2 separate regions of the Homo sapiens genome follow, and region 1 is linked to region 2. The links are chromatin loops, found by intact Hi-C in ENCODE. Cell type or tissue: GM12878. All regions are shown on one strand. Links, peaks and the distances in the headings refer to the core of each region. The heading gives the core; the rest is flanking DNA.

Region 1 (7,148 bases), core at 704-5,703, 160 kb before region 2:
TCAGGAGATAGAGAGCATCCTGGCTAACACGGTGAAACCCTGTCTCTACTAAAAATACAAAAAATTAGCCGGGTGTGGTGGCGGGCGCCTGTAGTCCCAGCTACTCCTGCCCAGGCTGAGGCAGGAGAATGGTGTGAACCCGGGAGGCGGAGCTTGCAGTGAGCCGAGATCAGCCACTGTACTCCAGCCTGGGCGACAGAGCGAGATTCCTTCTCAAAAAAAAAAAATAATAATAATTTCCAATGGTCTATTTTCTAAGAAGCAACTTGACAGTGCTTTGGACACTTTTCAACCTGGTCAAGAGACCAGGTATTCTCTTTGTCCTTACATGCTTCCTGAGATAATTTAAAAGAATAAAATATATTTGCTTACTCTACCTCGTGAAGAATGTTTAAAAATGTACATAACATACAGCAACTCACAGAATTGCTGAGCTTCAAAATCAACTGGTTTAATATTTTTATATTCTTTAAAAAAAAAAAATCAGTGAATCCCCTTTTCCATATGTGCTTAGGTCCCAAATAGATAAAAGATCTACAAATGCCGCTGCTTGGGTTGAAGCCCATGTGAAGGGCCAAGGTCCTGACTGCTCTGTTGATCTTTCTTAATCTCAGCCCCTCTCGGGTTCTGTGAGATCCCACAGTTTAAAAATTAAGGATCTGATCCAACTCCTTCATTTATAAATGAAGAATGTGAGTTCTAGAAATGTCAAGAAACTTGCCCATGGCCAAATGGCAGTCTGCATAGAAGAGTTACAAGTTAAGTTTCTGAGTTCTAGTTCAGTGGATTTACTTATTAAAATATTTTACTAACTATGTGAAAATAACCAAATGCACATCTGTAGGGAAGATTTTAAAGTAGGATTCAAAATTTTATAAATTTATGCATAAATAGAAACATACATGTATAATGTGTATATATAATACATATAACTGTAACTATGGCTAACTATGGTACACAGGTTGAGAATCCCTAATGCTGAAACTCAAAATCCAAAATGCTCCAAAATCCGAAACTTTTTGAGAATTGACATGATACTCAAAGAATATGCTCATTGGAGCATTTCAGATTTTTGGATCAGGGATGCTCAACTGAGTGCATTCTGGAAATATTCCAAAGTATCCCCAAGATTGAAATCCGAAACGCTTCTGGTCCCAAGCATTTTGGATAAGGGATACTCAACTTACATAATATTGTATAAAACAACTGGAAAGAAATATATCACATATTAACTGCAGTTATACTTAATGATGGTTCTGTAGGTATTTTCTACTTTTCTCCACCTATTTTTCTTTAATAAGCATATATTACTTTTATCACAATCATACAAAATAAAAAACAAGAAAAGTTAAAAATAAAAGACCTTAACAAACTCCTTAACAAAGCATAATAATAGCTGATGAAATGTGGCCTTTGGCAGAAGACGGACCACAGTTTGACTCTCAGCATCTCCCATACATAATCCATTATGTGAGCTTCAGCTTATTCACCTCTAAAATGAAGATAATGATAATCAAGTATTTCCTTCACAGGGTTGTTGTCGATATTTAACTAAGAAATCATATGTGAAAGTTCATGAAACATAACCTAGCTCTAAAAGCAGTGATTTTCAGATGGGTCTTTGGGTACCCATATCCTTTTGTTTTTCTTTCTCAAATTATCTATTATATCCAGTAGCCACTGTCCACTACATCTCACTATAAAAAAAACTCTACCTACCAGGGGGCTAATTTTTTTTCTCAAATGATGACTGTTGCAAAGATCTGGAGATTTAAGGGCTTGAAATGCTATTTCCCTGAGTATGTTTTTGTGAAATAATAATCTGATAAAATCTTCCAAGCTTTTAAAAAATATATAGCCAAATAAGCCTAGGAATACATACTATAATCTCTCCTGGGGATAGCAGTATGCATTAGGATGTTAAAACCTCCAGGAAATCCTCCAATAAAGAAACTATTTACCAGGATTTCTCAAGCCGACTTCATCAAGGCTGTCCTACTCCTTGCCCCTTTTCCTATAGGACTCATCTCTACTGAATCCCAAAATCTTTTGCTTGTCAGGGTGAGACAGGGTCTTACTCTATTGCCCAGGCTGGAGTGCTGTGGTGCAATCATGGCTCACTGCAATCTCTATCTCCTGGGTGCAAGTGATTCTCCCAACTCAGCCTCCCAGAAGCTGGGACCACAGGTGCATGCCACTGTATCTGGCTAATTTTTAAAATATCTGTAGAGATTGGGGTGGGGGGTCTCACTATGTTGCTCGGGCTGGCCCAAATCTTACTTTAGAAAGAATCCCATCTTACTCTGGGAGTCCCAATCTTACTCTGAGAGTCCACTCTCAGTTTTTCAGTCCATATAACAACCAATCAAGTGGCAATAATAGCTTTTAAAGATATTTCAGACTTTGCAAACAAACTGGGTGTTCCCTCTTCTGAGCATCCATAGTACCGTGCACTTTCCCTGTCACACCTTCCTGTGACTAAGTGTCTGTCTAGACTCCCCAAAGAGCCTACGAGTGAATGTGAAGTAGCTACAATGTTAAGCACCCATAGATCTACATGCCCAGGGCTCAGAAGATAATCAATGTCTGCTCAATATCTTCAAAAATATTCCTTTGACCTAGTAATGTGTAGATGGCTTAATGGAAAACAAACCTGCTGAAAATACCATTGACAATGAAAATGGCTGTAAAACAATTTGGACGCGCAAGGAGAATAAGATGGGCATTCTCTAGAGAAATGTAAAACCAAAGTACATCTCTGACTGCTTAAAAACCACCGTAAAGAATTTCAATTGCCACCAGTACTGCCCAGAGAGTGTCAAGAAGACACACATGCCAAATGGGAGTTCTGGCAGAAGGTCAGGAAGAAAAGGGGAACTCCTTGGCCTCAGACCCAAGGCCTCCCTTCAAACACTCTCAGCAGAGTTAGGAAAACAGCCAAAGGAACCCTCAACATCTTGAAATGGGTATGAGAACTCTAAAGAAATATTCTCAGTGGAGTGTTGAGGCCCAAGGGAGATGAACACAGGCTTTTCACCTAGGTTCTTCATTTCCCCCTTGCCCAGCACAGGAAGCCAGCCAAGATAGGAAACTCCCTGAGAACCACAGGGACCAGACAGAGGCCAAAGTGTTATTTCAGTCCTCTCTGATGAGAGGAAGAGTCACATAATCTCCTCTCAAGAGATAATCAACTTTTTAAGAAATATTTATTTATTTGTTATTTTACTTTAAGTTCTGGGATACATGTGCTGACACGCAGGTTTGTTACTTAGGTATACATGTGCCATGGTGGTTTGCTGCACCTATCAATCCATCATCTAGGTTTTAAGCCCCTCATGCATTAGGTATTTGTCCTAACGCTTTCCCTCCCCTTTCCCCCTACCCTATGACAGGCCCCAGTGTGTAATGTTCTCCTCCCTGTGTCCAGCTCCCATTTATGAGTGAGAACATGTGGTTTTTGGTTTTCTGTTCATGTGTTACTTTGCTGAGGATGATGGGTTCCAGCTTCACCCATGTCCCTGCTATTTATGACAAACCCATAGCCAATATCATACTGAAAGGACAAATGCTGGAAGCATTCCCTTTGAAAACTGGCATAAGACAAGGATGCCCTCTCTCACCACTCCTATTCAACATAGTATTGGAGTCCTATAGGAAAAGGGCAATAAGGCAAGAGAAAGAAATAAAGCGCATTCAAATAGGAAGAGAGTAAGTCAAATTGTCTCTGTTTGTAGATGACATGATTGTATATTTAGAAAACCCTATCATCTCAGCCCAAAAAGTCCTTAGGCTGATAAGCAACTTCAGCAAAGTCTCAGGATACAAAATCAATGTGCAAAAATTACTAGCATTCCTATACACTGATAATAGACAAGCAGAAAGCCAAATCATGAGTGAACTCCCATTCACAATTGCTACAAAGAAAATAAAATACCTAGGAATCCAACTGACAAGGGATGTGAAGGACCTCTTCAAGGAGAACTACAAACCACTACTCAAGGAAATAAGAGATGACACAAACAAATGGGAAAACATCCCATGCTTATGGATAGGAAGAATCAATATCATGAAAATGGCCATACTGCCCAAAGTAATTTATAGCTTCAATGCTATTCCCATCAAGCTACCACTGACTTTCTTCACAGAACTAGAGAAACCTACTTCAAATTTCATATGGAACCAAAGAAGAGCCTGTAAAGCCAAGACAATCCTAAGCAAAAAGAACAAAGTTGGAAGCATCACGCTACCTGACTTCAAACTATACTACAAGGCTACAGTAACCAAAACAGCATGGTACTGGTACTAAAACAGGTATATAGACAATCAACTTTAAAATAGGAAAAAATCAAATGCTAGGAGCCAATTTCATAATGGTCCATCAAGTATCCATCTGGCATTACAAGCATGGCAAGCACATATCTAACAAAGGAACTCGAATATTGCAAAGGTGAGCCCCATCAGGGCCTCTTTGAGACAGTGAGACAAATTAATGGCTTCTATTAACTAACTGGGACAACAAAATTATTCCTTCCTTAAAATAACCCCTGTGCTTCCCCATAACTTGGAATTCTCTACGTATTCATCAAGAAGTTTAGATTCTTCCTTTAGTCTTTAAGGTCCTTCTCTGCAAAGCCTTAGCTGTCTACTCCACTTCATAATCCTTTTCTCCTCCCTGAATTCCTAAACCATGAATACCTGTGGTACACAATACAATTTAATGGTCTTATGTGTGTGCTATGGTAGAAAGAGTATTAGCCAAGTGAGCCAGGGAGCCTGCGTTTGAGAGTCTATCCAGCTACTTCCCTTCTCGACAAAGTCCTTTAGCCTTGCCAAGCCTGTTTCCTCTGGGAAATAGGATTAACAACTACCTTACCTACTGATATAGCTTGGCTGTGTCCCACCCAAATCTCATTCTGAATTGTATTCCCATAATTCCCATTCTCCTCATGTGTTGTGGGAGAGACCCAATAGGAGATAATTTGAATCATGGAGGTGGTCCCCTTATACTGTTCTTGTGGTAGTGAATAAGCCTCATGAGATCTGATGGGTTTATCAGAGGTTTCCACTTTTGCTTCCTTCTCATTTTCTCTTACCACCACCATGTAAGAAGTGCCTGTCACTTCCTGCCATGATTCTCAGGCCTCTGCAGCCATGTGGAGCTGTAAGTCCATTTAAACCTCTTTTTCTTCTCAGTCTTGGGTATGTCTTTATCAGCAGCATGAAAACAAACTAATACAGTACATTGGTACCAGTAGAGTAGGGTGTTGCTGAAAAGATATCTGAAAATGTGGAAGCGACTTTGGAACTGGGTAACAAGCAGAGGCTGGAACAGTTTGGAGGGCTCAGAAGAAGACAGAAAAATGTGGGAAAGTTTGGAACTTCCTAGAGACTTGTTGAATGGCTTTTCCCAAAATGCTGATAGCAATATGAACAATAAGGTCCAGGCTGAGGTGGACTCAGATGGAGATGAGGAACTTGTTGGGAACTGGAGCAAAGGTACTCTTGTTATGTTTCAGCAAAGAGACCGGAAGCATTTTGCCCCTGCCCTAGAGATTTGTGGAACTTTGAACTTGAGAGAGACGTTTTAGGGTACCTGGCGGAAGAAATTTCTAAGCAGTAAAGCATTTAAGATGTAACCTGGGTGCTGTTAAAGGCATTCAGTTTGATAAGGGAAGCAAAGCATTCAGTTTGATAAGGGAAAATCTGCAGCCTGACTATGTGATAGAAAAGAAAAACACATTTTCCTGGGAGAAATTCAAGCTGGCTGCAGAAATTTTCATAAGTAGTAAGGAGCTTAGTGTTAATCCCCAGGACAATGGGGGAAATGTCTCCAGGGCATGTCAGAAGTTCTTCACAGCAGCCCCTCCCATCACAGGCCCAGGAGGAAAACGTTGTTTCATGGGCCGGGTCCAGGGTCCCCGTGCTGTGTGCAGACTAGGGACTTGGTGCCCTGTGTCCCAGGCACTCTAGCAGTGGCTGAAAGGGGCCAAAATACAGCCCGGGCTGTGGCTTCAGAGGGTGGAAGCCCCAAGCCTTGGCAGCTTCCCCATTGTGTTGAGCCTGCGGGTGCACAGAAGTCAAGAATTGAGGTTTGGGAACTTCTGCCTAAATTTCAGAAGATGTATGGAAATGCCTGGATGCCCAGGAAAAAGTTTGCTGCAGGGGCCCGGCCCTCATGGAGAACCTCTGCTAGGGCAGTGCAGAAGGGAGATGTGGGGTCAGAGCCCCCACATAGAGTTCCTACTGGGGTACTGCCTAGTGGAGCTGTGAAAAGAGGGCCACCATCCTCCAGACCCCAGAATGGTAGATCTACTGGCAGTGTGCACCATGCACCTGGAAAAGCCACACTCAATGCCAGTCCATGAAATCAGCCGGGAGGGAGGCTGTACCCTGCAAAGCCAAAGGGGTGGGGCTGCTCAAGACCATAGGAACACACCTTTTGCATCAGTGTGACCAAGATGTGAGACCTGGAGTCAAAGGAGATCATTTTGGAGCTTTAATATTTGACTGCCCCACTGGAGTTTGGACTTACATGGGTCTGTAACCCCTTTGTTTTGGCCAATTTCCCCCATTTGGAAATGCTGTATTTACCCAATACCTGTACCCCTACTGCATCTAGGAAGTAACTAGCTTGCTTTTGATTTTACAGACTCATAGGCAGAAGGGACTTGTCTTGTTTCAGATCAGACTTTGGACTGTGGACTTTTGGATTAATGCTGAAATGAGTTAAGACTTTGGGGGATTGTTGGGAAGGCATGATTGGTTTTGAAATGTGAGGATGTGAGATTTTGCGGGGACAGGGGCAGAATGATATGGTTTGGCTGTGTGCCCACGCAAATCTCATTTTGAATTGAATTCCCATAATTCCCATGTATTGTGACAGGGACCCAGTGGGAGACAATTTAAATCATGGGCAGTTTCCTCCATGCTGTTGTCATGGTAGTGAATAAGTCTCATGAGATCTGATGGGTTTATCAGGGGTTTCCATTTTTGCTTGCTCCTCATTTTTCTCTTGCCGCCACCATGTAAGAAGTGCCTTTTGCCTCCTGCCATGATTCTGAGGCCTCCCTAGCCATGTGGAACTGTAAGTCCAATTAAATATCTTTTTCTTCCCAGGCTCGGGGTGTCTTTATTAGTAGTGTGGAAAC
Region 2 (7,928 bases), core at 1,384-6,383:
TTTCTAAAAGTCAAAAAGGTTTAGAAAAACATTTCTGAGTTATTATTCCTTTCTGGCTATACAGAGACCCAAAGATCCAAAAATATCTCTTAACAAATTGTTTTTATCGACTGCTGCTCTCAAATTTCCCTTTTGATGAAGTTTTGATCCTAGCCTCCATACCTCTCCCCAGTAGTAAAAAGATACAATAAAAAAGTCAACAGCTTGGCCAAGTGCAGTAGCTCACGCCTGTAACCCCAGTACTTTGGGAGGCCAAGGCAGGAGGCCAGGAATTCGAGACCAGTGCAGGTAACACGGCAAAACCCCATCTCTATAAAAAGAAAAAAATACAAAAATTAGCTGGGTGTGTTGGTGTGTGCCTGTAGTCCCAGCTACTTGGGAGGGTGAGGTGGGAGGATGGCTTGAGCCTGGGAGGTAGAGGCTGAAGTGTGCTATGATTGTGCCACTGCACTCCACCCTGGGCAACAGAGTGAGACCCTGTCTCAAAAATAAATTTAGAAAATTAAATTAAAAAGTCAACAGCTCCTCCCATAGAAACAATCAGAGGAATTACAATAGGTTATAATTTAGCCCCAAAATCTAGTCAATACCAGATAGAGGGGTAGATTTTTATACCAATTTATAACGAACAAAAGTCATATTCAAACATTTTTCTAGCTGCTCTGTTCTATCATGCCTAACACTGAAATTTTTTAAAAGAAGAAAATCCATCTTTTCCATTCTTCCTGCCTTAAAAAAGACCTGATATGTCAAGTGAACAGTACTTCTACACCCTTCTCCTCTCCAGCCTCAGGTTAATTTAAAAAGTCACTCAAGTTTGAAAAGGACACAAAAACTATAACCAAAGGCAAACTCATGATTCTTTCAACAAGTACTTATTGAGGGCTTCTAATATGCCAGGCACTGTTCTAGGTGCTATAGATACAGCAGGGAATAAAACAAAGACCTCTGCCCTCAAGGAGTTCATATGCAGCCAACAGCTCATCAGGCAGTGAAAGGTGCTGCTGAGCCCAAGGGTGCAGGGATGGGAGGGGGTGATGTACCTGAAGTGGTCAGGGAAAGTCTCCCTAACAGGGCCATCTGAGCAGAGGCCCGAGGAATGGGGAGCAAAGCACACCATATCTGCGGGGGGAGAGCATCCTCTAAAGAGAAAGGAGGGTGCCCGGCTGACCCCACTCCCACCCAAACCACAATCCACCAACATTTTCTACCTGCAGACATGGCACCAGCCTTCTCCCAGTTGCTCAGGCCTGAAACTGAGCTGTGATCCTTCCTCTCCCTCCTGATTACTCTATCTTCCCATCCTTCTTCCTGGAGAATTGCCTTCCCCATCTCCCTTGTCCTGGAATACTCTCCTCTTACCCTTCAGACTTCTCACTAGAAGTCATTCCCCCAGAGTGAATTTTCTGATCTCCCCATTACATGTAGATCCTACATTACACACTTATTAAACTTACTACACTCTGTACTTCTCCCAGCACTAGTCACAACTATAATTAAATCATTATTTCTGTAATTTAATGTCTGCTCTGCCTCAATAAACTAATCTCCATGAAGGCAAAGACCATATTGATTGTACTCATTTTTGCATCTCTAGTGCCTGAAAAATAGCCGAGTTCAATAAATATTGGAGAAGGAATTAAGCCTTCCTTCTCATGCTTCCGTGTTCTTGCTCAAAGAAAATTTACAGTTGCATTTTTCCATGGCATCATCTATGCCACACAGATTTCCTTCCTAATAAAAAAAAAAGTTAGGAGCTATGAAAAATCCATACATAGATAATGAAGTCCCTAAGTGAGCCATTCAGACCACGTGTCTGCTCAGTTTCATTTCATATTACAGAATCCTACACTAAAAGGGAAGGCAGCAAAGCAGAGCTGCCCACTCACTCCTAAGATCACACAGGTCACTCCTCCAGGAGCAAATTAAAGGGATGTGCTGCTTGTCCACAATTATCAGAATTTTTTTAAATTAAAGATAATGGGAGCCACTTACTCTGTGACAGGAAGTAAAAAGGCAGTGCAGCAAGCACATACCTCCTAATTTAAATGTTAATAGTGGCCACCATTAGCTGCACCCTTCCCAGGTGCCAGGTACCCTGCTAGGTGCTTCACGCACATGACCTCACTTAACTGAACCCAGTCTTTGCAGCCACACCATGATCCAAATGAATAAGTGCTTCAACCCAGGAATAGGAAGCAATACTGTCGGGCCCCAAAACCCCTGCAAAGCATGTCCATTACAACCCATTGTTCTAGTACCAAATGCACCCAGAATGCTGGTACCGAATGGGAAACACACAGCTGCTCTAGTCCAAACTCCCCCAGGCTTATAGGCCCAGAGAGGGGAAGCAACTGGCACAAGATCACACAGCCCATTGGTAGCTAGGTCTGGCCAAAAGCTCTATCCCTGTCAGGCCATCCTTCTGACAGATCAAACCATTCCTCACAGAGGGTCCCTAAAACCCTGAGAATAAGTGTGTCAAGTCAAGCTTTCCTAAGGAACACTGCAATGTTATAAAAAGCCTAAAGTACCATTTAGAGTTGAGCAAAAGCAAAACAGAAGGACTTTATCTCTTCTTTCTTGCAGCTGCCACTGATCTGAGTTCACACAACAAGCCCCTTTGTCTCTGAGCTCCCATGCAGCTCTTCTGAGCGACAGAAGCCCAGGAACACCAAGGTCCTGGGCTCAGGCCAGCCCAAGCTGAGCGAAACAGGCTAAAATACAGGCGGCTTGGACATTCCTTTATCAAACACTCTGGAGGGGCAGAAAGCACAATTTTGCACACATGATCACACTCTGTACCTACAGTGGAGTGAAATCAGGCCTGAGCCATGGAATTCACCTGTGCACCCTGAACAGCACCCTGATTTTTATGATCCCTGTGGCAAATCCTATCACTTGCATCCAACTGAATTTACCATAGAATCCAACCACCTCTTTTTTTCCTCAAATTAGCCAACTACCAGCCAATAGCCTGGTATAATAACACCACTTACCAGAACCACTGGGCCTGCCAGGCTAGACTAAATCAGCAATTACACGCACTTAGTGACAAGAAGTTCTCATGGAGAAGTCCCCAGATGGCTTCATGCTATCCTCAGGGGCCTCAGGCCCCAATACCCTAATACCCTGGAATGGCAATGCCCAAGAGAACTTATGTTCCAACCAGGGGTTCCAAGCCAGTGGCTCCTCTGGTTACAGTAAGCCTCAGCTTAGTTGGAGACAGGAAGAGAACCATTTAATCCCCCACAACAGATCCCATGAGGGACAATTCATGGGATCTGCTAAAGATGTACCCACTCCCTACTACTGGCCCCAGCAACTCAGCCAGTCTTTGACCACCTCAAGCAATGTATGGGCTCCCCAAAGGTGCTGTGTGACAACAATGCTCTATTTAAAACTACAGTCGTTTATTCTGTGAGTTGTTTTTAAAGTAAAAATCAAATGATAATGTATATAAGAGCACCTCAAACATTTAAAGAGCTAAACAATCCAAGAGTATTCAAAGATTTACCATTTTGGCATGCTAACCACACTTGAGGGCTGAGACTCAGGGGCCATAAGTTTATGGGGTCTCCATGTCCTCATAGTAGGCCACATGGGCTGTAGTGGAAAACCAGCACAGTCAGACATTGACTGAATCCTAGAGCTGCATCCTAGGGCAAGTGACACAAGCTGCTTCAGCTCACGTTTCTCATCAGTTAACTGCGGTTAACATCTCTCTTGGTATGACAGTGAAATATCAAGTGACAAAAAGGAAGTCATGTCAGTCATTAGCCAAAAGCCAGCAATAGATTACTATGGCCCCCTTTCTGATGGGATTTCACTGTGACTAGTCTAGACCGCAGGGAGACCTCTTTAAGTAAAGGATCTCCAACAGCGGAGTTTGTTTGACTCACTGTGGCAGGTGGTTGGAAAGAACCTCTTTGGGGCAGACTTGTGGGTAACTGCCAATTCTCTATACCTTTTGGACCAGGCTCTGACCTAAGGAGAATATAAGAAGTTGTCGGTGAAGTTCTTAAGCCTCTGCCATAAAACCTTGGGCTTTCTGTCTTCCACACTAGACCAAATTCTGCTAACACATTAAGGCTGAATTCAAATGTCATCTCCTATGTAATAGCTTCCTCCTTAGAGATCTCCCCTGTTGCTGAAGTTTAGCTGGCTGTACATGGTTTGGTCCACCCTGATGGATGGTAATTTCCTTAAAAACAGGGCTTGGGGCTCATTTGCCTGTGTAAACTCAGCACCTCATCACAGATGTGGCATCTAGTTAATGATTATTGGTAAGTGCTTGCTCAACTGAGTTGACTACTGAACAGCATTAAATTCAAACCAATTTAGTAAATCCCAGTTTTAAATAAACAAGAAATTTCCTGTTGGGGAAAGACTGTGTAATCTTATACATATTGTTGAGATATCTGTCCCAAAAGGATAGAAGTTATATCCTTCAACCCCACGAATCACAGCCAAGAGTTTGGAATTTAAGCCTTCTTTCAAAATCATATCTTTACTTTGATTTATAAAGGATGTTGATTATCAAGAAACACAGTTTAAGAGCTCTACAGCTTCAAATTTCCAGTTAGAACCCTCCAATTCTTGCTGTAAACATTTGTGAATTGTATTTTAGAGAGTGATTAAATTAGCCATTCCTCCTCCCACCAAATCAAACATGTTGGTTTTTCCAGTAAGACATTTGATAAGCCATTCTAGGAAAATATACATACACATATATATATCACAGTGCATTTGTTATGGCTGAGATTAAAACGGATCTGAAAAGTCAACTCTTCTCTAGTGATGAATATTTTAATGGCAAAGGAATCAGGAGAGGTGATAGAGTGAAATTTGACTGCACATTGTATACTAAACACTATCTCCACTAACGCTAGAATCAGCAGCTTTTGTTTTAACCTTCCAGCAGCATTCTGTTTAACAAAGATCATTAGAGCATCCACCTCTATAGTAATAGCTATTTCCATCACCCAATTAGAAGCCAGAGTACTGAAAGGGCTGCACCTTTGTATTTGAATGAGGCATTCTGTATAACTAATGACTTAACAAATCCTTATCCAAGTAGCTAACAAAATGATCCTTTGATGGTATTTAAGCCAAAGTGCATCATCAATTATTTATTTTTGTTGGTGGTGTTTTTATTTTAAAGTCAGACTTAATAAGGTATAATTTGCATGCAGTAATCCAATCTTTTAAGTGTACAGTTCAATGAGTTTTGACAAACACACACAGTCATGTAATCACCACCACAATCAAGATATAGAACATTTCATTTATCTCAAAAATTTCCCTATGCCCTTTGTAGTCAATCTTCTCCCCCATCACATGCTCCTGGCAGTCATGATCTATTTTCTAACCCTATACTCTTGCCTTTTCCAGAATGTCATTTAAATTGAATCATAAAGTATGGATTCTTTTGAGTTTGGCTCCTTTCACATAACATAATGCGTTTGAGATTCAGCCAAATAGTTGTGTTGTTCTTTCTTATTGATGAACAGTATTCCATTAATAGGCATACCAGTTTGTTTATCCATTCACTAGTTGAAGGACAATTACATTTTTTCCAGTTTTAGCAGTTATGAATAAAGCTGTTAGAAGTATTAGCCTACAGGTTTTTGTGTGAATAGAGGTTTTCAATTCTCTTGGATAAATACTTAAGAGTGAAACTACTCGCTTATATGGTATATGTTTAACTTTGTAAACACCACCTATTTTCCAAAGTGGCTATATCTTCTCAGACTCTCACCAGCAATGTAGGAGAGTTCTAGTTGCTCTGTATCTTTGTCAGTACTTGGTATTATCTGTTTTTGTTTTGTTTGTTTGCTTCTTACTTATTTTAATAGATGTGTAGTGGTATCTCTGTGTTTTTTTTTTACTTTTGATTTTGAAATAACTCTAGACTCACATAGAAGATACAAACATTGTAGAATGTTCCTGTGTATCCTTCACCCAGCTTCTCCCCATATCTTACGTAATAACTATACAATTATCAAAGCACAAACTTGACACTGGGTACAATACTATTACTATTAATAAACTACAGCCCACGTTCAGATTTCACTAGTTTTTACATGTTCTTTGTTGTTTGTTTGGGTTTTTTTACATACAATTCTATAAAACTTTATCTCATATATAGATTTATATAACAATTTCCACAATCGGGATATAAATCTGTTCCATCAAAGCACATTATGTATTGAAAAGACCCTTTTGGGATTATAAACATCATCTGCTGGAAGCACTTTGGTAAATGATGAGGACTTTCTTTTGACCTTTTCCCTTACCACATTAAAAAGCCAATTGTCTATGCTCCAGCTGGTATGTACAAACCACAATTGCCAGAGAAGTTCACTTTTCAGAATGGGTGTTTGTCCTGTTCACTCTTTGTTTATTATATGCCAGACCCAGTAGAGGCAGAGTGGATAAAATAGCAAACAAGAGAACAGTACTTCCTGCCTTTAAAAGAATTTAGAGTGTGAGAAATATTCATTCACTCATTCATACACACACACACACACACACACACACACACACACAGTGACAGACACTATCCATGAATGAAAAGTAAAAAGTGAGATGAAAGGTTAAAACACAATCTGGTTAAGACAGTGAGGAAGGTCCTTGTAAGCAAGCCCCATCCTCAGACTCAGTATTCAAGGCCTTCTGTGGGACCAGGTCATCCAAGTGCCAGAGCCATTGAGTATGAAACACAGAAACCAACAAGTTCTTAAAGCAGAATACAAAGATGCTCAGGGCTTAAGAAATTCACTGAAGACTTCTTAACTTCTCCTTAAGTCAGAGTCCAGCCCAAAAGATATACAGAGTTGGCAATTATCCATGTGATGTTACCTTAGGACACCCATAGGCCTATTTCTGCCTTAAAAGGTTCTTTGCAACCACCTGCCACAGTGAGCCAAACGCTACTACTAGAGATCTTGTAGTTACAGAGGTCTCCCTCTGCTCTAGATGAGTCACAATGAAATCTTATCAGAAAGTGGGGACACAGTAATCCATCACTGGCTTTTGGCTCTGGCATGACCCTCTCCTCTTGTCTGAGGGATCCACACTTATAAAATTCTTCAAGGTAAACTGCCCCTCTTCCCTTCTAACCTGTACATAATTTTGTCATTAATCTCTAATGCTATTTGTCCCATGTCTCTCTCTCCATTCTATACTAATAATCTCAGAAGTCTGACTCATCTCCGTATCTCCTGGCATCTGTACCCTCAGCTCCCACGCACACAGTAGATGTCAATAAACATTCAGTGAATGTTCACATACAAGGTATGATTTCAGATTACAATGTCCATAGTAGGGCTTTGAGGGAGTGGATTGTGAAACAGATGGGTCATAATAGGAAAGATACCAATCAAAGGCATGGGGAAGGCTATCCGGTTCAAGAAGCATACCACAGAGTAGCTGAATATGGCAACAGGGTACTTGGGCACCTGAGAGAGGGCAGACGCAGGACAGAAGGAGATGGTGTGAGGGAGTAGGAAACAAGACTTCTCCATACATGATAGCACTCAGAACCAAGCTAGCACCTGTCAGAGAAAAAAAACCAGACATACCCTGAAGCAGAAAGGAGAGAGAGAAAGGGCTCTCTCTCTGTCTTCATGACTTTGTTTATATGGACATTTGCCAAGAGCAGGGCTATGGGAGACCAGGAGCTCAAAAAGAAGCAAGTATTTGCAACAGCTGCTATGGAAGTCAGCTAGGAAATTAATAAGAAATGAGATCAAGGACGTCAACTCACATACCAGTTCCAAAACCCTCTGGAGTCCCTCTGTGCACAAGGCAATGACCTGGGTTTGCCAGTCCATGAGGGCTGGGTCCTATCCTGCAATGCCTTCTGATCCAGCTATGAGGAAGTTCGCAGGCTGCCCAAGAGTTTATGGGAAAAAAAGACACTG

The links. Hi-C counts contacts between places; a loop is a spot of excess contacts. Peaks named below come from ENCODE experiments on the same cell type or tissue, not always from the same donor. Only the 100,000 strongest peaks of a DNase experiment are listed, where the experiment ranks them.
Region 1: it touches region 2 in a loop (2.2-fold over the local background); 1 of 110 quality-filtered maps calls a loop at or near these places.

The regions. Positions count from the first base shown.
Region 1 is chr10:50,344,656-50,351,803 of GRCh38, forward strand. All of the region lies in intron 6 of SGMS1 (sphingomyelin synthase 1), which reads right to left. Among named protein-coding and RNA genes, the nearest start is that of ASAH2, 97 kb to the left of the region's middle. In GM12878, for the core only: no CTCF peak of the experiment used is centred there; a DNase peak (open chromatin) is centred at 2,966; H3K27ac peaks cover 2,055 bases.
Region 2 is chr10:50,504,732-50,512,659 of GRCh38, forward strand. All of the region lies in intron 3 of SGMS1 (sphingomyelin synthase 1), which reads right to left. Among named protein-coding and RNA genes, the nearest start is that of SGMS1, 120 kb to the right of the region's middle. RefSeq lists enhancers at 3,949-4,028, 6,694-6,793 and a silencer at 6,218-6,512. In GM12878, for the core only: no CTCF peak of the experiment used is centred there; a DNase peak (open chromatin) is centred at 3,810; H3K4me3 peaks cover 382 bases; H3K27ac peaks cover 1,964 bases.